Regions from separate parts of the Homo sapiens genome. Here region 1 is linked to region 2. A link is a loop called in an ENCODE intact Hi-C map of the cell type or tissue named here. Cell type or tissue: PC-3. All regions are shown on one strand. Each heading gives the region's core, and the rest is flanking DNA. Links, peaks and the distances in the headings are about the cores only. Region 1 overlaps MARCHF7 (membrane associated ring-CH-type finger 7). Region 2 overlaps PLA2R1 (phospholipase A2 receptor 1).

What was found. Peaks named below come from ENCODE experiments on the same cell type or tissue, not always from the same donor. Only the 100,000 strongest peaks of a DNase experiment are listed, where the experiment ranks them.
Region 1: a loop joins it to region 2, with 9 times the contacts of the local background. A loop is called at or near these places in 2 of 110 quality-filtered maps.

What each region holds. Positions count from the first base shown.
Region 1 is chr2:159,756,214-159,764,213 of GRCh38, forward strand. MARCHF7 (membrane associated ring-CH-type finger 7) reads left to right here. Exons shown (of 12, transcript NM_001282805.2): 9 at 3,013-3,122; 10 at 6,667-6,780. Among named protein-coding and RNA genes, the nearest start is that of CD302, 38 kb to the right of the region's middle. RefSeq lists an enhancer at 5,577-5,746. In PC-3, for the core only: no CTCF peak of the experiment used is centred there; no DNase peak of the experiment used is centred there.
Region 2 is chr2:159,937,784-159,954,781 of GRCh38, forward strand. It overlaps PLA2R1 (phospholipase A2 receptor 1), which reads right to left. Exons shown (of 30, transcript NM_007366.5): 24 at 13,557-13,795; 25 at 11,825-11,993; 26 at 9,636-9,776; 27 at 9,018-9,134; 28 at 7,123-7,299; 29 at 4,344-4,376; 30 at 1-4,209. The coding sequence ends at 3,995. Among named protein-coding and RNA genes, the nearest start is that of LY75-CD302, 42 kb to the left of the region's middle. RefSeq lists an enhancer at 2,434-2,483. In PC-3, for the core only: no CTCF peak of the experiment used is centred there; a DNase peak (open chromatin) is centred at 8,728; H3K4me3 peaks cover 345 bases; H3K27ac peaks cover 1,314 bases.

The sequences.
Region 1 (8,000 bases), core at 1-8,000, 190 kb before region 2:
GATATGGAGGAAAACAGATAATACAGGTTATTGTTTAAGAACATTGGCTTTTTGAAGTTAGACAAGCCCAGTTTGGAATATTTACTGGAACACTTAGCTAGCTATAGGGTCTTGAGCATGTTTCTTAACATTGGTTCTAAACCCTGGCTGCTGATGAGAATCACCCACTGGAGTTTTTAAAAATACAGATGGGCCAGGCATGGTGGCTCACACCTGTAATCCCAGCACTTTGGGAGGCTGAGGCAGGTGGAGCACCTGAGGTCAGGAGTTCAAGACCAGCCTGGCCAACATGGTGAAACCCCGTCTCTACTGAAAATACAGAAATTAGCTGGGTGTGGTGGCGCACACCTGTAATCCCAGCTACTCGGGAGGCTGAGGCAAGAGAATCGCTTGAACCCAGGAGGTGGAGTTTGCAGTGAGCCGAGATCACCCCATTGCACTCCAGCCTGGGTGACAAGAGTGACACTCAGTCTCAAAAAAAAAAAAAAAAAAAAAAAAAAACAGATGATTCAGATTCACTCTTAAAGATTCTTAAGTAGGACTAGGGTTGGGCCTCAGTTCCATCTTCAGTAAAATTGAATAATACCTCATAAAGTTAATGAATGTCAAAAGAGTTATTGTTCATAGTTTCCCACTGTACCAGGCACATGGTAAGTATGCGATTAAATTAAATGGGAGTTAGTTTGTTTTTGTTTTTTGAGACGGAGTCTTGTTCTGTCACCAGGCTGGAGTGCAGTGGCACAATCTCAGCTTACTGCAACCTCTGCCTCCCGAGTTCTAGTGATTCTCCTGCCTCAGCCTCCTAAGTTAGCTGGGATTATAGGTGCACACCACCACCCCTGGCTAATTTTTTGTATTTTTAGTAGAGATGGAGTTTTGTCAAGTTGGCCAGGCTGATCTCGAACTCCTTGCCTCAAGTGATCCGCCTGCCTCGGCAGCCTCCCAAAGTGCTGGGATTACAGGCGTGAGCCACCATACCTGGCCTGGAGTTAGTTTTATAAGGTTATAATAAGTGCTTTTCAAGATATGGCCAATTGAATGTATAGGTCTCAGCAACTGAACTTTCCTGATAGGCATCTGAGAAGTATTTCTCAGAGCTGCACAAAGATCCCATCTGGTAGAAGGTTCATTCTGGTAGAGATTTATTTAAGCATTTATTAAGAAGCTACTATGTTTGGATTGCTAAAGTCTACAGGATATACAAAGATGAATAAAATAAGTCTAGTACAAGTTTAGGCAGATGCAATTCAGGGTGTAATGGAGAGAGCCCTGATTAAGAAATATAGGAGTAGGCTGGCTGTGGTGGCTCACGCCTGTAATCCAACAGGACAAGGTGAGAGGATCCTTTGAGCCCATGAGCTAGAGGCTGCAGCGAGCCGTGATCATGCCACTGCACTCCAGGCTAGGCAGCAGAGTGAGATCTTGTCTCCAGAAAAAACATGTAGAAATAAATGGGTTGCTCCCGGCTGAGTGTAGCCTTTTTGAATGACCTTAATAAGTCTCTTACTCCATAGAGGAAGAAAATGAAGCCCTAAGATATAAGAGAATCTGTAGTAAATTATCTCCAAGGTCCATATTACATTTTCATGTATGCTAGACTCCAAAAAGACGCTTGGTTTCATTCATATACTCAAAATATAGTGAAAACTCAGTGTAATTTGACTACAGCCCATTTTGAGACAGCATACTTCTTCAGATTAGCACTCACTTTCAGCTGTTTTCTAGAAAATGTACATAAGTTACTGCTGTCTTGGACCTTATGCCAAATTTTACTCTTAAAAAATTCTGACACTGGTTATTAGAGTTTTATGAGCTCCTTGAAGGCAGGGCCTACTACTTAATCTTTTTTGAATCTCCAAAACCTCTAATTAATTGCTTGCACCTAACAATCACTCAACAAATGTTAGTTGAATTGAATTTAAACCTATCTACCCTAATTTTAAGGCCATTTTCCCATTTGAAACCCTCTCTAAATATAAACAAACAAAGGAAAAGGCAGAAAGAACCTACAAGTTTAATTACACAAGACTACTACCTACCAAATTGGAACCAAAAAGCTTAGGAATAATCAAATGTTGAATGAATATGGAAGTTTTCTTTTTCTTTTTAAAAAAAGGTTTGGTAAAAACAAGTAGATAAATAACATAAAATATGCCATTTTGACCATTTTTAAGTATACAGTTGGATCCATTCACAGTGTTGTGCAACCATCACTCCTATTTCCAAAATTGTTTATCATTCCAGACAGAAACGCTAACCATTAAGCAGTAACTCCTTACTTCCTATTCCCTTCTCTGCCAAATCCCTAGTAACTTCTGGTCTACTTTCTGTCTCTGTGAATTTGCATATTCCAGATATTTTATGTAAGTAGAATCATAAAATATTTGTCCTTTTGTATCTGTCTTATTTCATTTAGCATAATGTTTTTAAAGTTCATGTTGCAGCATATATAAAGACTAATTCCTTTTATGACTGAAGGGAGCTGTTTTTATTTGGACAAGGGTGGGGTCCCTTTTTTCCCATTCTAGCAAGTAAGGCAGACATATTCCTTAAACTCCAAAAGGTCTTAGGTATGTGAGGTATGTGTTGTCACATCAAAGATACTGGCTTGGGTGTGTAACTAGGTGTTTGAGATGTTACATCACTAAACATTGTTTTCATGGCATCACGTCAAAGTACTTAAGGAGGAAGTAGGAAGTACAGATGACATTCCATTGCCTCTGTCTGCTTCCCATGATCAAGGATGTATGAGTATCTGGGAGGAAGAAAACAACCAAGGTATCTAAATAATGGTGGTGGCTTATTATCATAGGGCAGGACCTGATGTGCACATTGGATATTATAGACTGCTGTATTAGGGGACATTACTGGTTTACTGCAGAAATGTAATATTTCCTTTTCTTCTTCTTTCCTTTAAGGTTTTATTTATTTTAAGCTTAAAACTTAACGAGGAAAAGTGTTTTATGAAGACATTATAAAACTAAGCTTTATTTGTAATTTAATTTTTACCAGGTTCTTCATTAGAAGCTGTAACCACCTGTGAACTATGTAAAGAGAAGTTGGAGCTTAACCTGGAGGATTTTGATATTCATGAACTACATAGAGCTCATGCAAATGAACAAGTTAGTATATTTTGCCTAATTTGGTAAGTGTCTATTCTATGCTTCAAGGACAGCTCTTGAAGAAAAGATTAAATCATGGTCAGAAACCTTGCATTAAAATAATAATAATAACAGTGATAATGTTCTTAACATAATTCTGTTACTGCATTAGGTGTTAGAATTTCATAATTTTTTTTTTTTTATTTTTCCCTTAAGCTTAGGAAAGTTGTTCCAAAATAGGGATGCCAACCTTATTTCCCCATAGCTGTAAGTTTTTTGAGATGCATAAATGATACAGTTTAGAATGAAGAGCTCAATAATTTCCTCCTTTTTCTTTACTGAAGGAAAATTCGGGAGGTGGGGCAGATGTGTATTTAAGGAGATTACAAGGGTGACTTTAGAGCCAAATTGTTGAAGTGTGGTTAGCATATTTGTTTAAAAAAAACAAACAAAGATATGCTGTAAAAGGAATGCATGAAGTGCTTGAAAAACACTTTTTGGCCAGGTACTACAATGGCTCACACTTATACCTAGCACTTTGGGAGGCTAAGACGGGATGACTGTTTGAGGCCAGGAGTTTGAGACCAGCCTCAGCAACATAGCAAGACCCGGTCTCTACAAAACAGAAAACAAAAACACTTTTTAAATGTAGGGGTAATGGGCCTCCCCTCTTTTATTATATTGAATGAGATTTACAAAACATAAAAACCATTTTGTGCAGCCGCCATCTCTGTTTAGTTCCAAAACATTTTCATCACTCCAAAAGAAAACCCTCTACCCATTAAACAGTTGCTCCCCATTCTGTGCTCTCAGCCCCTGGCAACTACCAGTCTGTGTTGTTTTATGGATTTACTTATCCTGGATATTTCATACAAATAGAATCATACATTAATATATGATATTTTCTGAACCACTTTTTTTTAAATGTGGGAATAATAGATACCCTTTGAAAATCTGATTAAAACTATGTACCCTTCTTATAAAATATATAGACACAAATTCTGTCTCTAAGGGATTCCCAGATCCTTTGAAGCTAATTGCTTGGATCCAGATAAAGAATCACTGATCTAAAGAATGAAAACATTAAGCAGTTAATGTAGCACAGGTGCTACTCTAATGCCAGTTATGTTGTTTTATTCTCTGATGCACTAGTTGTCCAAAAAGAAAATCACTTTCAGCAATGAAATGTTTTAAATCCCCAGGGAGTTCTCTGTAGCTGGCTGAGCATTGGTATTTAAAAACCAGGGGAAACATGGAAAAGTGGAATCATGGAGAGATAAATATAAATACATAACTTGTCTTCTCAAAATGAGAGTAGCTTTCAAAAGGTTTGTTTCTCCTGCCATCTTCCTTCCTGAGATGCTTCATCCTGTCTCTCAAAGGCAGTTTTTTCCTTTTTTGTTTTTGTTTTTGTTTTTGTTTTTTGTTTTTGACTCGCTCTGTCATGCCTTTTCCTTTTTGATCTCAGGAATGTTTTTATTTTCTAAGCATTTTAATGACCCATATTCTTTAGAAGTTTTAGGAAATATTAGGTGGAGTCATTGTAAAAACAGTGACAGCCTTGATTAAACTTTCTGGTTTTAACTTGTTTGTTCTGTATGAATAATAGATTCTAGTGGCCTGATAGCTACACTGATTTTAAGTGATTAGTTTAATAAGTCTATTTCCACATTAACCAGTGGCTTGATCTTTTGCAAGGTGATAACCATTTAATTTTTTTTTTTTTTTTTGAGATGGAGCCTTCCTTGTTGCCCAGGCTGGAGTGCAGTGGTGCAATCTCAGCTCACGACAACCTCTGCCTCCTGAGTTTAAGCGATTCTCTTGCCTCAGCCTCCCAAGTAGGTGGGATTGCCACCCGCCTCCACACCAGGCTAATTTTTTGAATTTTTAGTAGGGACGGGGCTTCACCATGTTGGCCAGGCTGGTCTTGAACTCCTGACCTCAGGTGAGCCACCCGCCTCGGCCTCCCAAAGTGCTGGGATTACAGGCGTGAGCCACCGTGCCTGGCCCCGTTTAAAATTTTTTAAAAATGTTCTGGATATATTATTTCAAGTTAAAAATAAGCAACAATAATTATTAAGTGAATCATTTCTTTTTTTTTTTTTTTTTTTTTTTTTGAGACGGAGTTTCACTCTTGTCACCCAGGCTGGAGTGCAATGGCATGATCTCGGCCAACTGCAACCTCCACCTCCCGGGTTCAAGCGATTCTCCTGCCTCAGCCTCCCAAGTAGCTGGTGTTACAGGTTCCTGCCACCACACCCAGCTAATTGTATTTTTAGTAGAGATGGGGTTTCACCGTGTTGGCCAGGCTGTTCTTGAACTCCTGACCTCAAGTGATCCACCCACTCCAGCCTCCCAAAATGCTGGGATTATAGGCGTGAGCCACCGCACATGGCCTCAAATTTCTTGAATACTCAGTAGACTCTGATAATCAGTTACTTGCTGAAGTTGGTACTAAGAACATAGAGTTCTTAACGTCTGATGAACCAGTTGCCCAATTCAGTTTGTAAATAGTTCACTGTAAAAATTACAGGACAGATTAGATTATTAATAATACTATATTTATGATTTGTATTCATGGCTTGAAAACAACTGTGGGGGGAAAAGAGAAACTTTTAATCTGAGGAATATGAGCCCCTTTAAATTGTCAGGTTCAGAGAGGTATTTAAAATGTAACAGCATTCTCATCTCACTCTCCCTTGAGCTAAATACGCCACTTGCTTTGGGGCCTCTAGACTAACTAGTGCCAAGTAGCTATAAAATGTCATATACCCTATAGTTCAATAGTGTATAGCCAATCACTAACCAATGTTATTTCTGTAAACCAATGTTGAGAATTCAGAATGAACAACTTTTGTTATCTCTCCCTTCCTGATTTGTCCTTTTTTCTTTAAAAATTTGAGCCTTTCTTTTGTTCTCTGGAGCACTCTCCCCAAGGCAGCTTGGAAGTGGGAGCCTGGCAGCAGTCCTGAACCTTGACTAAAATAAACTCTGTTAAATTTCGTCTCAGTTTCTTCCTTTTAGGTTAACACAACAGAACAGTTTTGAATTGAAGAACTGTTTTTACCAACTACAAATTTCTGTGTGAATGATTAATCTCTTACCTTTATTAATTCATTCTTTTATTTATGCCTTTATGTTCATCATATTACACAGAAAAACACTTGAGCTATCAGAATAGATTTTAGTTACAGCAGTATATTGGCATAGCTATAGATGAAATGTAATTTTTAACTAAATATATATAGCTATAGCCATTTGTATAATGAAATCTATGAGCTTTATAGAAAACCAAAGCATTCATTCCACCATCAAATTATTTAAAAGTTCCATTTTTATATAAAGTCATTACACTAAAGAAGACTATGTGAGAATAAAAAGTAAAATTTTATGAAATTATAAAGATATTCTTTTTTTCTCAATAAATGGCATTGTGTCCCTTATTAGGAACTGGATATGAATACATTTCCTCTAGTTTATCAGTGTACTGTGAGTATCAATCTCAATTCTACTAATTTTTCATTCTCTGTATTTTTCTTTTCTCCTGTTTGCTTCCCTGTTGAAGGCTGAGTATGAGTTTATCAGCTCTGGTCTCTACCTAGTGGTGTTATTGCACTTGTGCGAACAAAGCTTTTCTGATATGATGGGAAATACAAATGAACCAAGCACACGTGTCCGAGTAAGTAATAATGAAGTTGGGGAGAGGGAGGGTATGATGCAGCAAGTGTATGCCTTGGAAAGCAGATTGTTTCATATGTTGACATCTTATTTCCTTTGGGAAGCTTTTATTTTTTAAATGTTTCTTAAAAATAAAGATACCGTAGATTTAATGGAAATTGCTGTCTTCTATAACAAGCAGCCTGATTTTCTCATAAAGTTATTTTAGAGAAAGAAGTAATTTTCTAGCTCTCAAAGGTAATTGGAATGTATTTCATTGAAAAACAGAATTGGAAACATCGAGGGAAAATGGGCTTTTTATTATTAAAACAAAACCTCAGTATTATCACTTAGAAACCTGAAATTGAACTCCAAAAGCCAAAGAGTATGGGAAATTAACTTCAATTTATTTGTTACTGTTCTACAAAAGATTACCAGTGTACTAATTTTTAAGTGTCCATATTACAAAGTATTTTAGATATGGAATAGTTGGTTGTTTACTGTGTGTGCTATTAGCCATAATACAACATTTTGGCCAGCTGTATGTTAGGTATTTATAAGTAAATGATGCTCTTTGTGTCAGTGTACCAGAGGAAACTTTATGCTTTGCTGTCTGGGCCATTTTGTGTAGCAAGGGCTAGGGTCTCTATGTATCTGCCATTATTGTAGCATTCTGAACACTTCATGTCTTGAAATGTGTTCATAAGTATATCCTTCAAACTTTCTTACATGTTAACTTCGGTGATAAAAGTGTAGTAGAGTTCATGTAATGTTTTTATTTTGAAAATTATCAAATAACTGCAATTCAATGTATGTAATACTCCTTCTAAATTAGTAAAAAATTTTTCTTTATTTTATCATGTGGACATTATTCCAGTGAGCTGGTTAACAGATAATTACCATTGAAGAGCATTCATATTATCTATCAAGAGCATTCAGAATTTGAGCAAAGATCTCTTGACTTCTAAGTACTTTACAAATTGTGAGCCCCTAAAACCTTAATACCGTAAAATGATTTCTAAAAAGGTACCTTAAGTCTTCAGGATGAATAAACCATATAAAACATTTAAGAACTTCTGAATTCATGTGTTTTTAAAAGTTCATATTAACAAGTTTTACAGTGGAAAATTACAGAATTTTGGATGATACTCCAAAGTGGAAGTCATTAGGATTTTTTTTAATGTATAGAACTGTATACTTTTATCAAATTTAGGTAGGAAAATATTGGTTCTTGGGAGTTTT
Region 2 (16,998 bases), core at 5,374-13,373:
TAAGTCATCGCTTCAACTTTAACAGAAAAATGTCCTAACACAGAGAAAGACGTGAGGATCTACAGAATGAGTTTACAATTTCTTTATTAAAAGAAGCTTCACTGACATCAATACTTCGAATATTTTTCTTTGGAGCCATGGAGGATTTTCCCATAGTAAGATCTGAAATGAAAGCCATTTCTTTTTCTTTTTCTTTTTAAAGGTAGAGAAAGGCATTTGTGTAAAGAGAGGTGGGAAAGAAGAACCAGGGGTGCTCTCAGGTAAATCAGTTTTAAGAAAAAATATACATGAAGATTCTGGAAATTAAGTTTCTTAAATACCCATGCTCCTGTATTCCTTAGGCATGTGTCCCCAGTTTGAGGACTTTTGACTTAGAGGATTTCAACAGCCTGTGGAAGCTCCATAATGAATCAAAGATGGGTCTCAAGTCAACATCCTCTGTCAGCCACAGATTGGAGGCCCATGGAGGACTCCAGGCCTTAGGAGACAGAGGGCTGGCTATATAGGAGAAGCATGGACCCATGAATGACTGAACAGAGCAAAGTCCTCTTGCCAGCCCATGCAGGTGTGGGTGAGAAATAAACCTTTGCTGTGTTAATCCACCAAGACTGTGGGATTGTTTGCTATGGCATTTCGCCTTTCTGGACGAAAAGAGTAGCTAATGGTAGCTAATGGGATCTCACCACTGCAGGGGTGAAGTGACTGCCTTGTAGCCAAGAACTGCAGTGTTCGGATAGGGAATTCAACAGGAGACACAGCCAGTTCTCAAGAGATAAGACAGCACCAGGGACAGCCAGAATGAGGCCAAATCAAAGAGAACAGACTACAGATTAAAGCAACTGCAGACTTCACAGCAGATGCCAGCAGAATTCCCAGGAGTGAGGCCAGACAGCTATTCTCAGTGGACACCAGCTAACATACATCCACAGTAAGTTGTCACCTTCTCCCCTCAACACTACCAGGACACAGCAAGTTCTTATATATCCAACCACCATTTTGAGAAGAGTAAAGAAACTCCAAAAGACTGAACGTTTAAGTAAACATTCAGTTCAATCTTATCTTTAATAAGGAGTGGACCCTTCAAGAGAAGAAATATTTAACCCGAAAGAAGACTGTTGTAACTGTAAGAGCCCAATATATTGTTAAATGGAAAAACCCAGGCATTTCCATTACTCAGATTCTATAAAGATCCTCAGGTTAGTCATAGAACATAATTGACTGTTGGAGGGGCACATTAACTATGTGTGAATTTGTGATCCTGCCGCTTTTTTGGCATAAATGTAAGGAGTACAAGTGTAATTTTGTTACATAAATACAGTATGTAGTGGTAAAGTCTGGTGTAACCATCACGCAAATAGTGTATAATATACCCATTACCTGCTACTTTTTTTTCTTTTCGAATTATAGCTATAAAATCTAGTTCACATTAAAAATACAGATGAGGCCAGGTGCGGTGGCTCATGCCTGTAATCTTAGCACTTTGGGAGGCTGGGGCGGGTGGATCACGAGATCAGGAGATCGAGACCATCCTGGACAACATGGTGAAACCCTGTCTCTACTAAAAATACAAAAATTAGCTGGGCATGGTGGCATGTGCCTGTAATCACAGCTACTCGGGAGGCTGAGGCAGGAAACTTGCTCGAACCAGGCAGTTGAAGGTTGCAGTGAGCTGAGATCATGCCACTGTACTCCTGCCTGGCAACAGAGCAAGACTCCATCTCCAAAAAAAAAAAAAAAAAATGAAAAAAAGTTTCAAAAAAAATGCAAATATAAAAATGTAGCAGAATACTTCAGTACTATTTCTGCAAATTCAGTAATGGCAAGAAGTGTGTGATCTGTCCATGGGTCCAGATTATCTGGAGATGTTGTTCAATACTAAACATCAAAGTATGGAGCACTGAGAAGCAATACAGCTTCTTTCTGCAAAATCACTTTCCTAATGGTGTATTTTGTCAAATTATTATGTGTGACTATATACCTTGACTGGAAGGCTGGTTGATTAGCAGTTTTTACCAAGTCCATTGAAAAGAACAGAACTTTAATTCCACTCAAAAGATGGTTAAATTGGGCTTTTATACCATCTGGTGAGTTCAAGCCAATTATTTTTTGAGTCATAAATATGCAACTGCCACATAATATAATATCTTTTAAAAAATGAAGTCCCAATACTTAAAAAAATTATGGAGGTAGACTGTCCCAGTGTGTAAATTATTATAACAGTAGCAAAGAGCTGCTTTTGGAAGCTGGATTAACTGTTGCAGGCCACAAGGATTCCATTCTTAGTGGTATGCTCTTCAAATTGTATTTCTAATGATGATGGTTTGCCTCTTAGAAATTCATTCATACTTTCTCTCAGAGCTCCCCCTTGTGATTAGTGGCCACTGGTTTTGAGGCAGTTGGTTGTAATAATTAAAATGCACACTCTCAGGGAGGCCCTGAGAGTCCCCCAGTTTCTCTCTATCATGGAACCTTACTTCATTTTCATAACCACTTGCTATTTTATGCATATGCATTTCTTTACTGAGTTACTGTCAATTTTCCCTCATTAGAAAATAAGTGGCATGAAAAGATAGCCCTTACCCCAAGTTGCTCACCTTAGTACCTCTGTTTCTAGAACAGCACTTTTTTGAGGTGGGGTCTCATTCAGTTGCCCAGGCAGGAGTGCAGTGGTGCAACCATAGCTCACTGCAGCCTTCAACTTCTGGGCTCAGTTGATCCTCTTCCCTCAGCCTCCTAAGTAGCTGGGACTACAGGTGCGTGCCACCATGCTCAGTACACTTTTTTCTTGATAAAATTCAATAAACAGTTATGTAATGAGTAAATTTTTAGATATTGATTATGAAGCTGTTTTCTTTATAAGGAACTAATAAAGGAAAATAAAATCTGTAATTTTTTATTTACAGACAGTATCATAATCATTATTTACCATCTACACTAACTAGACTAATATAAAAGGAGATCGTTCCCAGAAAATAGTTTATTAAATAGAACACCTAAACTCATTTACATAATAAAGATATCTAGATTACTAATTTATTTAGTACTTCTCAACAACATCTGTCTGGTTCTAATGAGACTATAATTCAGATCTTTAGCTCTTCTCCTTTAAATCCAAGTTACATTTTATATCTTCCAGTTATTAAGAGTGTTACATATTATTTTATATATTTAGTTTTTCAGAAAGTCCATGAGTTTTAACAGTACAACTGTTAAAGTTTCAATATATTACTTTAAGCTTATGTATAAGACATTTTAAAATATCCAACTTAATCATCATTTAGTAATTGAAAGTTTAAGGCCACATTTTAACTATATGGTTGTTTATAAAAGTGTGCTGCTAATGAAGGTCTTTGCCATTTAAAAGAAGGTATTTTTCTTTCTCCTTTAGCTTGAGATGTTAGACCTAATAAAAATGAATGTCACCTTAAATATCAGTTGAGAGCCCAGAACCTGTGACCCTTAAGCACAGAAATTAGTATTTTCCAAATCCTGCTATTAAAAGTGAATTCAAAAGAAACAACTAAGAATCCTCTCAGAAGCCCTTTCCTTTTCCTCTCATATACAAGATTAATTTTTTTTTGCTTCTTTCTGTCTTTCTTAATGGTACGAGTGCAGGTAAATGTCTGAATAGATACCAGATTAGTTTTAAAATTCCCCCAAATTTTAGTAGAGATACATTAATGCAAAAACTATTATTCGCATTGATTTCAGAGTTTTCAATAGGGAGTTTCTTTTAATAGTTCTTGTCTTTCTGAAAAATAACCAATGCATAATTTACCCCTTTTAAGAATGGATCACAGTTTAGGGAAATGAATAAATCAAAACCCATCTGATTTGGTTAAGATTCAAAACCAGTAATCACTTCAAGAATAATTAAAATAGTGACCCAATTCACATTCTAATGGCATCTGTGCTGTAAAGGGAAAGACAGATGAGACTCCTGTTTAGTCTTCTTTACTTACCCTGGTGTCTGTGGCATTCTCTGACCTCATTATTATTGGTCACTCTTCTCAAGATCAGAAATGAGAATATTTTCTTCTAAATATACTGTACTAAAGTTGGTTGCAGGATAGTAAGGATTCCGAAACCCTGCAAGTCTCCTGAAGAAGCCACCGTTATGCTTGTATATGCAGAAGGAAAGTGTGCAAATGGCCACAATGACTATCAGTGTCAGTACAACCGCAAGAGGAATGATGCTGTGACTTGGTCCTGAAAGAAGATATTTTTCTTAAAAAAAGAAAAACTTCAGTGGCGATGAAGTAATATAGATACTGTCATACAGCTGCTTTCTATCTTATTATTTCTAAGAAAAATCAAAATGTTTTGTATGGTTTCAAACGTACCTTTTTCTGGCAGCGCCTCTGCAGTGTGAATATCTAAAATCAAATACAAAAATTAAAATGAGGTTTTTCTTTTAATTCAGCAAAAATATGTCATTACTTACTCAGGGATCAGCAAACTATGGCCCATGACCCTATTTTTATAAAAAATGTTTTACTGGAACTTAGCCACACTCATTCATTGATGTATTGTTACAGCTGCTTTCCTGCTACAATGGCATGTAACAGAGACCATATGGCTCCCAAAGCCTAAAATGTTTACTAGCTGGCCCTTTACAGAAAAAGTTTGCTGACCTTTGATTTATTGTAATCATCGTTATTAGTGCTCACAAACATACACCCTGCTTGTTTTTTTTAAGCCAAGAAGTTTCTATTCAGTCCCAGCACTGTGCTGCAATAAATATAGAGTAAAATATAAACCCTGCATACAAGGAACTCACAGTTTTGTTGGGATCTTATATGGAGTTTGTCCAGCAATGATAATCTGCCTGACTCTTTGTAAGGATTTTTAAATCAGCATCTTCTCACCTTTGTGATCTCATGGGTCTTGGGGAATGAGCAACAGCTTCTCCATCCAAAAAGTTAGAGAGTTTCTGTTTTAAAACTTTCTACTGTAAAAACACATCTTTTAAGTAGATGTTATATCAAAATGTGAACTCTTCTATTTTTGATCTAGGTAAAGATCCAGAGAAAGGTATAGAGAATGAACCAGAGGAAGATGAAGAAATGGATTTGTGAGCAAAAGAACTGCCTTGATGTCCTACTGATGCTCATTCACTCTGATAGACATGAAAAAAATCACAACACTGTTACTAATAGCAAAACCATACTTTTAAAACCAGACTTGTTCTTTTTTTTTTTTTTTTGAGGCGAAGTCTCACTCTGTTGCCCGGGCCAGAGTACAATGGCGTGATCTCGGCTCACTGCAACCTCTGCCCTGGGTTCAAGCAATTCTCTTGCCTCAGCTTCCTTAGTATCTGGGATTACGGGTGTGTGCCATCACACCTGGCTAATTTTTGTATTTTTAGTAGAGATGGAGTTTTGCCATGTTGGCCAGGCTGGTCTCGAACTCCTGACCTCAAGTGATCCAGCTGCCTCTGCCTCCCAAAGTGCTGGGATTTACAGGCGTGAGCCACCACCCCCGGCCCAGACTTGTTCTTTTAATATAAAAACAATGCCATTTAACGTTGCATTAAACTGTCGAAAATATGTATTATTGTGTTTTTATGAAGACACTTCTTTTAAATTGATGCATATCAGATGCACAAATTTTCAGAACACAAGTGATAATTGAATATAGTCATATAATTTGTATAGTGTACTTGGGATAACCATCACTTTAAACATAAAGATACATCTTTAAGAAAGACTGTTAAGAGTGTTTGTTCTCAGGATAGAAGCAGTGGGCGGCATGGAAAGAGCACTTAGAAAACTTAGAGTTTTCTCTGTAGTCCTTGATGTAGCCTCAGTTTGCACAGGCACTTTTCCCGTCTGTAAAATGGGGATATTTAAATTGCTCCACTACCTTGGAAAGCTGCTGCGAAGGATGAAACAGGTGTCATCTGCATTATAGGAAACTTTAAAGTCCTGTAAGACATGAGGTGTTTCTGATTTGTTCTTGATATTTAAAAGCTAGTGATAACTTGGGCACATTATTTATCAGGCTTAGCCATGTTTTTCTTTTTTTTTTTTTTTCTCTCACACAGAGTTGAGACTCACACTGTGGGGGTTTCAAACATTGGTGCCCACACCTGCAGTGTTTTCTTCTTCATTCCCAGCTCAAATCAGTCAACAGGGCCGGTGATTCTCTCTTCCTATTTCTCCCCTCCTCTTTCGTTCCTAGTTTAATCACTCAAATTACAAATGTTTCTCTTCATATCCTCATGAGTTCTACTTCATCACAGGTGTCTACAGAGCACATAGGGGGTCTGTCTCTTCCACCACAAAGTTCAGCTCTTTAGCCTGGCACTCTGTGAAAGGATCCTACATTACCATCCAATTTTATTCCCATCACCCCCTGACGTGAGCCCTTTGCTCTAATTGAAACACATTCTTAGTTGCTGCCTTTAATCAGGCTGGGCCTTTTCCTCCTCTGTTCCAGCTTCTATAATTCTCTTCATCCTTTGGGATCCTAAAACCTCATGTCTGAAGCCTTCTCTAGCAGTACAGGCCACAGCAATCCCTCCTTTATAATACTGACATCTAGAAATTGCTGTAATTATTATAGACATTTTCCCACCATCAGTGACTAGAATTTTCTAGCTTAGATTTCTAAAATTATTGTTTTTTTTAATTACTAAACACTAAGTATGTTACTGATGATTAAGTTAAAATGTGACTTTTATGACACATTATGCTTGCAACAGGGAATCACATCTTCTTGTCTACAGCAAATATACATAAGCCTAGATTATATTTCCTGAGGCCAAACATAAACCTTAAAAATTCTGAGTAGCAGTCACCAGAATGAAGGTTGCTGGTTTACATTCCTAGTTCTATTTGCTTGAGGGAAAATGATTTTTTGCCCATTAGGTGATCAACCTGGGTGACACAAGAAAAATCATAGTCTTTGAGTTGACTTATAATGATTTTTTTTCTCATATCAGAGAAAGAAGGAGCTGAACTATTCTCTGACTTGTTTGGTGCAGAACACAACAATAATGTCAGAATCTATCTGAATACTCTCTCAACTTGGATTTTAAAACCTTTAAATGCTAAAGAAGTCAGTCAACATTAGTTAAGGTAGAATCAAAATGAAGAATTACTCTCTGACTTTACCTACCTGCCTCCATTTTACATATAAAGCCTTTTTTTTCTTGACACGGGGATAGCTGCCATAATCCTTCAGGGATCCTCAAGGCAACACAATGATGGGGCTTGAAGTAGTCTGTGTCTGGCTTCCGAATGCCCCAGTTTGACTGGTCTGTGGGAGTTCCATCAAACCACTTTATGGTTTCATCTGTGAGAAAATTGCTGACTCATTATGAATTATGTGCATGGTTATCAAACATACTAAGACTGGAATTAACCATAAAAAGCAGCCCCTGAATTTTTTTATTTTTTTATTTTTATTTTTATTTTTTTATTATTATACTTTAAGTTTTAGGGTACATGTGCACAATGTGCAGGTTAGTTACATATGTATACATGTGACATGCTGGTGCGCTGCACCCACTAACTCGTCATCCAGCATTAGGTATATCTCCCAATGCTATCCCTCCCTCCTCCCCCCACCCCACAACAGTCCCCAGAGTGTGATGTTCCCCTTCCTGTGTCCATGTGTTCTCATTGTTCAATTCCCACCTATGAGTGAGAATATGCAGTGTTTGGTTTTTTGTTCTTGCGATAATTACTGAGAATGATGATTTGCAATTTTATCCATGTCCCTACAAAGGACATGAACTCATCATTTTTTTATGGCTGCATAGTATTCCATGGTATATATGTGCCACATTTTCTTAATCCAGTCTATCATTGTTGGACATTTGGGTTGGTTCCAAGTCTTTGCTATTGTGAATAGTGCCGCAATAAACATACGTGTGTATGTGTCTTTATAGCAGCATGATTTATAGTCCTTTGGGTATATACCCAGTAATGGGATGGCAGCCCCTGAATTTAATGAGACTCTTGAACTAATACATTCAACTCAGTAAATACAGTGATGTACTCAACATCAAAAGGTAGGCATTAATAAAGTTGCCTCTTTATTTTAGGTACAGTGTTCTTATTTAGGTCATTTAGGTTATCATGTTTCTTAATGTGACAGTTTGAATTTTGAAATATTCCATATATATATATAATCGATTTAAAGAAATCATTTGATAAACAAAACTAATCGAGTAAAGAAAAATCCTTTGAAGTCCTAACATCTTCATCATTACAAAATGGCTCACTTTCTAAAAAGATTTTACAGTGAATTTCTTTAATACCAAGCCAGCCATGTACCAAGGGGGTAGGGGCGGTAGGAGAGTCCATCCCATGTGTGGGCAATAGTGTATTGTCTGAAAATAATTTAAAACTAACAATACAGCTAACTAAAAGTTGGTCTGCTTTTTATTATCACCATCTGCTTGAAATTCTAAACAATGTTGGTGATTAAAATACTCCTCCTCGAAAGGGTAGGCTCACCCCCAACCTTGGTACACCACTGTAACAAGCTCTCCATACCAATTAAAATAATTTTCTTCACAAGTACCTTTCAATAACCATCAATTACATAAAGAAAAGAATACCATGCTTCCATTTTATTACAAACTCTGGTTTTTATGAGTAGCAAATAAGAATCCTAACAGCACAGTTCATCATGGAAACATTTCCATAACTCTATTGTGCTTTTATAACATTTAGAAACCTGGGATATTTTCCAGTAAATATGGTTTTGGTATGCAATGACTAAGTCTGTGAACACAAAGTTCCAGCCAAGCATCTTCCTGCTAAGGGTAAAGATAAACATGTTATTGTTTGTTTTTATTTTTGGTGTTCTGGGATTATTTTAAAAGACAAAAGGGTAAAGAAAAGGGTTGCAATGTTGTTTTTGGAAGAAATGGCTTTAGGCTTCATGCTATTTTTTCTCAGAAAACGTATCCAAGGAGAGTTTTCTGGCTCACAGATGCCATTATCATCAGCTTTAACAACCATGTATTTATTTATGTCCTCTCCTCTACCCAAATCACTTACTGTTACCATCAAATTGAGCATTCAACCAAACCATCTGGACAGAAGAACCAAAAGCAAACAGCTCTTCTAGGAGAAATGCATTTTCAGCCTCATCCTTGATTGTTAAAAGATTAGAACCTATAAGAGAGACAAGTAGCAAAGGAATATTTGTGTTTACACATAAATATACTTTAAAAAATGTTTCCTATACTATTAATTGTAAAGCTCAGGTTTTGAAAAGTGAAAATTTCCATTATAAAGAAGAGACTTTAAATTAAAAAAGTAAAACCACATTTTTTAAAAGATACAAGCTTGCACGTCAGAAGTTAAGGCATAGAATATTAATTTTAGGGAACATTCAAAATTCATAATGCAAATGCATGCAAAAGGAACGTTTTCTTCAGAAAGTGCAGTATGCTGAGACATCATCTTAGGTTTCCAAATTCTACACTGGACATTGTTTCATATAGTAGCTGTCCTCCAAACAAGCAATTTCAATAGTATTTATTTTTTCAATAGTTTAGTTTTTGTTGCTCCTAAAGTCACTAAATAATGGGATGAATAAAGAAATCCACATTGTTTACTGAAATGGCAAGAAGGAGCACATGAAAGCATTTTTACCATCACAAAAACAATTACCTTCCTTTTTGCAAAATTCATGAGCAGCCTCAAAACTCATACTGTCTAGGACTGTAGAAAAACTGTAGCAATTACTTTTAAATTTTATCCAGGGAATAGATGTTTCTGAGCACAACTCTGGGTGTTCAGATTGTCTTGTTTCTGTGAAGAAAAGCCAGTTATGATTTCAGGGTGGTGACTGGGTTTATTTATTGAGATAAATATTACATTACATTCTATAAAAGATCAAGATAAATATATGTAACAAGATTTTCATGGTAATACTCTGAAAGATTGGGTTTCATGTAAATGATTATAAAACTAGGACCAGTTTATAGCATTTCTGACAGAAATAATCTTTACCTAAACATAACAAGATATGTTAAGGCACAGCTTTGTAGGCTTAGTTTGGGTGCTGCCTGGGTGAGGGTGGCTCTTTCATGTTTACAATTAGCATCCTAAAGGTTGGAACAAGCAGGGGCTATGACTCCCAGAGAGAGTGGCAGCTGACTGATGCTGGTAAAAGAGATTTCCAAATGTATGCATTTCATGCAGTGCTGTGTATCACAGATTTGAAAAGTCCTTACCCACTAATAAACCTGTGAAAGAAAATAATGCATTCAATAAAGTATCATAACATAGCATAACATAAAATAAATAAGGGAACTCCAGAGGGACTTTATTTCAGAGAGCAAGCATGAGAGTTAGACACATCCATGCTGAGATCCCGGCTCCACCACTTACTAGCTGCGTGACCATGGGCATGTTACCTTGCACTTGGTTTCTTTATCTATAAAAGAGAGCTAACAACAAAACCTTTAAAAATATTTTTTTTAATTACAAAAAACTTTTTAAAAGACAAAGTCTCACTCTGTCACCTAGGCTGAAGTGCAGTGGCACAATCACAGCTCACTGCAGCCTCAAACTCCTGGGCTCAAGTGATCCTCCAGCCTCAGCCTCCCAAGTAGCTAGGACTATAGGCACGTACCACCAAGCCCAGATAATTGAATTTTTTTTTTTTTTTAACGAGTCTCACTGTGTTAACCAAGCTGGTCTCAAACTCCTGGCCTGAAGAGGTCCTCCTGCTTCTGCCTCCCAAAGTGCTGGGATTACTGGTGTGAGCCACACAGCCACCTTCCTTACAAGTTGAGAAGTTTCAATGAGTTAGAGCCTGACACTTCTTAAGCATTCAATAAATGCATTGTTATTGAAAGGACAAGATTCCAAGAAAAGGCAAGTGCTAACAAAAAAAAAAAAAAAAAAAAGGAGAAAAGGGAAGGACAGCTTTTATGGAGTTTTAGAAGTAGAATTAGCTTTTCCAAGATATATGTGGCTATCATTTACATTTAATCCTGAATTGTTTTGATCTAAAAATATATAATTTGTATGTTATTTGATACAGTACCCAGAATGTAAGTAAATACATGCACTTTTACTAAATGAGAGATTTAAAAGGAGGCCAGCTTGTGTTAGTGAATTCTATGCAGGAAACTTGATTTCTACTCTTGGTACTGGTGATGGACAGCTGTGAGACACTTAGGAAACTATTTAATGCTCTGAGTTTACATTTCATTTTTAATAAAGGGGTTAGGCCAGGTGAACTTTAAGTGTAAATGAGATATTATGTAAAGTGCAGAGCCAGATATCTAGTAAATATCCAAACAATATCACCACCATCATTATTGTAGCTCTGGAATCCTATCAATCTTTTATTTAAACATGAATCCTCAAAGTCCTCCACACATGCTTGAAGCCCATGTTTCTCATCTAATTTCCCACCCCTCCCTTACGCCTAACCTGCATTCAGGCAAATCCCAACATCGGCTTTGTCTTACGTAAGCCTCGTCCTGTCTTCCTTCCCCATTTTCATCCAGCTTTTCTCCTCAGAATGCCTTTCCATGTCCCATTATTACCCATCTACACCCACCTATTTATCAAGGCCCATCTGCACTGCCATGTCCTTCAAGAAGCCTTTCTACCTTTCTCCAAATGAATACAATGCATTCTTTTTCTTGATAACCCCCATAACATTTGCTACCTCTCTTATATCATTTTGTAGTTCTGTTATTCTTTACATCACCAACCAGACCAGAGGCTTCTTGAAGAGAGACTTCTTACTATACTCATCCTCATATCCTTTGCTTAGCACAGTGTCTTGCATACAGTAGTTAAATAAGGTATATTTTTGAGTTGAATAGAATTGAACCTACCAGGTGGCACATGACAAATGGCACCTTGCAGAAATGACTCGCAGGCTGTGCTATGCCAGCGTCCGTTGCTGTCGGCAAAAACGCAGTCACCAAGGAGGGAGGACTCCTCATCTTTCCAAAAAGTGAAAGAAGATTTGGTGCCATCAGACCAGTCAAAATTAAGACCATTCTGTGGAGGAAAACTGAGCCATCATTTCCTTGCCACGACGGCTGGCAGCATCACCCAGTGTTATCTGAGCATGCTACAATTCCCACATCGATTGCTATTTCTGCACACCTTTTTAAAGAGGGGCTAGGACATCTGTGAATACAGCTTGACAAACAGGAATATCTGCCACAAATGAGATCTTTTTTGATTTTTAGGAATTCTTGGCTCCCTGCCACAATGATTTTCTAGTGAGCAATCGGCGTGAAATTGGACCAGTACCTTGTCTTTTACAGTGAAATACATTTCAGATTGATCAATTATTCAAACATAAAATTGAAAACATAAACATGTTAAAGAAAACCTGGTTAAATTTTTTTATACTGTTGGTGTGGGGAAAACCTTTCCAAGTCATAGAAAATCCAGAGGCTATAAAGCAAAACTGACTACATGAAGTTAAAACATTCTGTACTACATGATGCAATAAATAATCATGAAATATCATTCATTTATCTCTCCCACTGGCAAGGATTAAAATTTTGAGAATACCTGGTGTTGACAAGGATGTGAAAAAACTAGACATTATCACATACTGTTGTTGGCATGTAAATTGGTGCAAACTCTTGGAGGGCAATTTGGTAGTACTTGTCAAAATTTTAAGTGTACGCAGCAATTTTACTTCTAAAAAATTATCCTACTGGCACAAGGATATTTGTTGTGCATTGTTTATAACTGTGAAAAACTGAGAAGAACCCAAATGTCTATTCACAGGAGAATGGTTTAATAAGTTGTGGTATATCCTTACATGCTGCGTTCTAAAGAATTCATGAGATTTTTATGTGCTGACATGTGAAGTTGTTAAAGATATATTAAATTAAAAAGCAAGTTTAAAGACAGCATGTAGAATAGGATCTCATTTGTGCTTGAAAAACAATGTACATATTCTTCCATTACATGAATATGTATGTGTATACATGGAAAATTTCTAGATGGCACACAAGACAGTGTTCACAATTACTAACATTAGGGAGTAGAACTAGGGGTCAGGATAGACTAGTTTACTTTTCACTACTTTGAGTGTACAATATTTTATTTAAAAAAATGAAAATAACGTATTCTCTAAACCACATCCCTAGAGGAAAATAAAACCTCAAGTGCTTAATTATAAGTGGTACTAAACTAATTAATAATCACATTTCTAGACAAGAAGCATGATTCGTTTTTTCTTGGGGATTCATTAAATGCCGCAAATTCCCAAATGCAGTGCTTGAGTTTCAGCTGTGTTCCAGTGCACATGCAAGGCAGTATCGGGGTACTTGGAAATTTTCAGAGAACCTTTGAATGGTATTAATTTCCAGACATTAGGCAAGTGGATGTTTACCCTAAAGAGGTGTGCACTCTTATTTTGTAGTCATAGGCTGTTCATAAGGTTGGTCAGGTAATTGCATAAACCAATTATTTAAGTGTTATATTTATTAATATTTTTGGGATCTTTTTTTCAGTGCTAATTTCAGTGGCCAGATCATGAAGGAGGTAGATGCTAAACTTAATTATTCAAGGATGTCTCAAGGGAGTTAGGATACCTACATCTGTGGTGAACAGTCCAATCCAGTGGGCATATCCTAGCCGGTTGAGGACAACAGTGAGGAAGGACTGGTGATACTGGTCTGTGATGCTGACCAGTTGTGCTTTGTGCATCAGGCAGGTTTTTATTGCTGCATACCAAGTCATATTTGCATTAATTATTTTGTAAGTTCTGTTTCCATATTCTAAGGTATTGGGCATTGGATACATATCAGATGTATTTACACCGTGTCCAGAAGTATCTAGAACAAGAACAGCAACAAAAGTCATTTGCAGCATCTGGATGACAAAGGAAGAGGCAAAGCTTAGCATAGATCCTTGTCACTATGATCCATGTTGATCAGAGTGCTTTCTTCTGGAATTGACTGTTTCAAAACAAGAACACTATCTGAAAGTGTAAGTGATGCAAAAAAATGAGAACACTCAGGAAATTTAATGAATTGTTTTTCAAAAACATAAACATAGATTGAACCATTTCTAGAAGATTTCCCAGTTTTGACCATCCTTTATCAAATTGACTGCTTTTTGGTGGAACTGATGGTGATCTTCTTAGGTGGGTTTCACTCCACTAACTACACTTGGCTTAATCCACACTGCTGTGGCAGAACTTAATGCTTATTAATAGCAGAAAGGCACATGTTACATAGTCATATATTGCATTGCAAACCTAATATTACAGGTGCATATTATCAGGTAAAATACTCGATTACACTTTTGAGACTGATAGTCACTATTATGCTTAATGTTTGCATGTATAAATTCTAAAAGGAATTTTAAAAAATAAAGTTAATAAATTCTTAGAAATACACACTGTTCTTATAAACAGTTACTATTAATATGTCACCTGTCAGAGTCAAAGTTTATAAATTAAAAGGCAAGGTTTTCCCACACGTTGTCAAGCATTGGTGCTTGAGAGTCTGTGAGTGGCTGTGATCATGTGAAAACCAAGCCTGTGTTTATGAACACGTGTTTCCTCTCTAATATGTGCATTTGCCTTTCTGTTTACATAGAACATATGTTCTATATGTACTAGGATATGTATAGAACATATGTTAGGATATGTATAGAACATATGTTCTGTATGTTATGTACTAGGATAGACTAAAGGTTTAGAAAACCTAAAGGACAAAAACAAGGTAAGAGTTTTTGTACCTTCTGATCCAAAGTGACTTGAATTTCTGTGTACTGGTTTTACTACATTTGGTGTTGGAAAGAAGCATGTGAGGTGTGGATAGGTCATGAGGCTGGGACTTAATCCTATTCCTGGCCCTAACTGGCTAAGAGCTCTTGGGCAAATTAACCTTTCTAAACCTCAAATTTATGGTCTACAAGAGATGATGAGGGTCTCCCTTGGAGGGGTGTGGATGGAATTGAACGAGATATCCACACAAGGCACACACTATTGTATGGAGACACAGAAAGCATCCTATGAATGTTGCTTCTTGCTCCACTCTCCTCCTCCGGTCATACTCCCCCCAGTAAAAATGGCAAAGTGGGAAACTGACCTTTATCTGAAACCATTACCTCAATACAGCAGCTGTACATATGGAAAAACCAAAGTAAAATGAATCTCTTTAATTTCTGTAAATTGTGATGGATCACACTTTTATCATATTTTTATTCTTTGCTATTAGTCTGTGCCCAGCCTACGTGCCCAGTGTAATGGTTATTCATACAAAATCAAAATAATATCAAAGTAGCTATTTTAAAATGCTAACAATTCATAACATTAAATGACATTCTTTGTATATGTTACCCAAATGCCAATTTGACTGTTTTTTCCCCACTGAGTTATATGTCTGTATTTTTACATATATAAATTTCTCCATATGTAATTGATTCCATTAAGTTTCAAAACAAGTGATTTTGAGCAGCATGGTTTTGCCACCCATTGCCCTGAAAAAGAAAGATCTATTGGAAACCAAGTTCTAAACTGGGGAGTCTTGCTTTGCCCTTGTGTCTCTTCTTATTCAGTTTCTTAATTTTTTTGGCAGATAAAAGACTTTGGGCTCAAGCCCAATGTAAGCACATATGTATCTGACAAACAGAGAAGAGGAGCAGAACTTGAATATTTATTGTTGGCTACAATAACTAGTGTAGTTGAACAATACTTTCTGGAAATAATAGAAAAAACTATATCGTTTGTTAAATATATGCTAGAAGTATGCTAAGTGTTATACATACATAAAGTGTGTGAGATGGCTATTACCACATTTTGCAGATGCAGAAATCATGATCACAGAAGATAAGTAACCTTGACTGAAGCTTATCTACAAAGAAGGGTGGGAACCCATGTGTGGTAGGCACTCCGGTGCCTATGCTCTCAATCACCACTATTCTGTACTATCTCTAAAGGAAAATCTACACTGTTAGTCCCAAAAATACCAAAGAGAGAAAGTGATCAGAGGGCACATTCCAAGAATAAATCAACATCAAGGTAGTGGAATAGAATCATTGTGTTTAACTGAGACACCTTGAGTGTGTTATTTTTGTTTTGTTTTGTTTTGTTTTCCTGGAGACAGAGTCTCACTCTGTAGCCCAGGCTGGAATGCAGTGGTGCGATCTCGGCTCACTGCAACCTCCGCCTCCCGGGTTCAAGCGATTCTCATGCCTCAGCCTCCCTAGTAACTAGGACTACAGGCACCTGCCACCACGCCCGGCTAATTTTTTGTATTTTAGTAGAGACGGGGTTTCACCATGTTGCTCAGGCTGGTCTTGAACTCCTGAGCTCAGTCAATCCACCCGCCTTGGTCCCCCAAAGGCTAGGATTACTGGCGTGAGCCACCGTGCCTAGCAAGGATGACTTATGTTTTTAAGCCTCAAGTTCCTCATCTGTAAAATGGGAGACTTTTACCTACTTCATAGAACTGTCTTGAGGATTTTGTGGCATACCGCGCATACACTCAAGGCACAGGGTCAGGTACTCATAAGTGTGTAAGTACCTGGCATGCTCATATTATTTCTTTCCCTACAAGGCTCTGCTGTTCCCATATTACTCTTGCTGTTACAGATCTAGTATCATTTTTTCAGTTCCTGACCACTATAATGTTTAAGTGGTAACTGAGAACCAGAAATGGAGCTTCTCTGGCACTGCTTTTTTGAGGATGAGTTGATAGTAACATTAGAGACTTCACACGTATGCCACATTAAGAAGTAAAATTCCTATTCCAAATAAGTATATATATATATATATATAAATATATGCTAGGCTGCCCAGAGTTCCATACAGCTCTAGACACCAACTATGGCTTTCTTGGGTGGTGTGGACAGGGATACCCAGCATTCAGTAAAAGCATGAGCTGTTGTTGTTTTTATTTATAGTACTCAAGGTCAGTTATAGTGCATTCACACTATTCATTGACCCTGTTGGCTATTTGTAATAGTGTGGCTTTGGCATTTCACACAGAAACCATTTGGGGGTTCTGCCCATCAGATCTAGAAGATT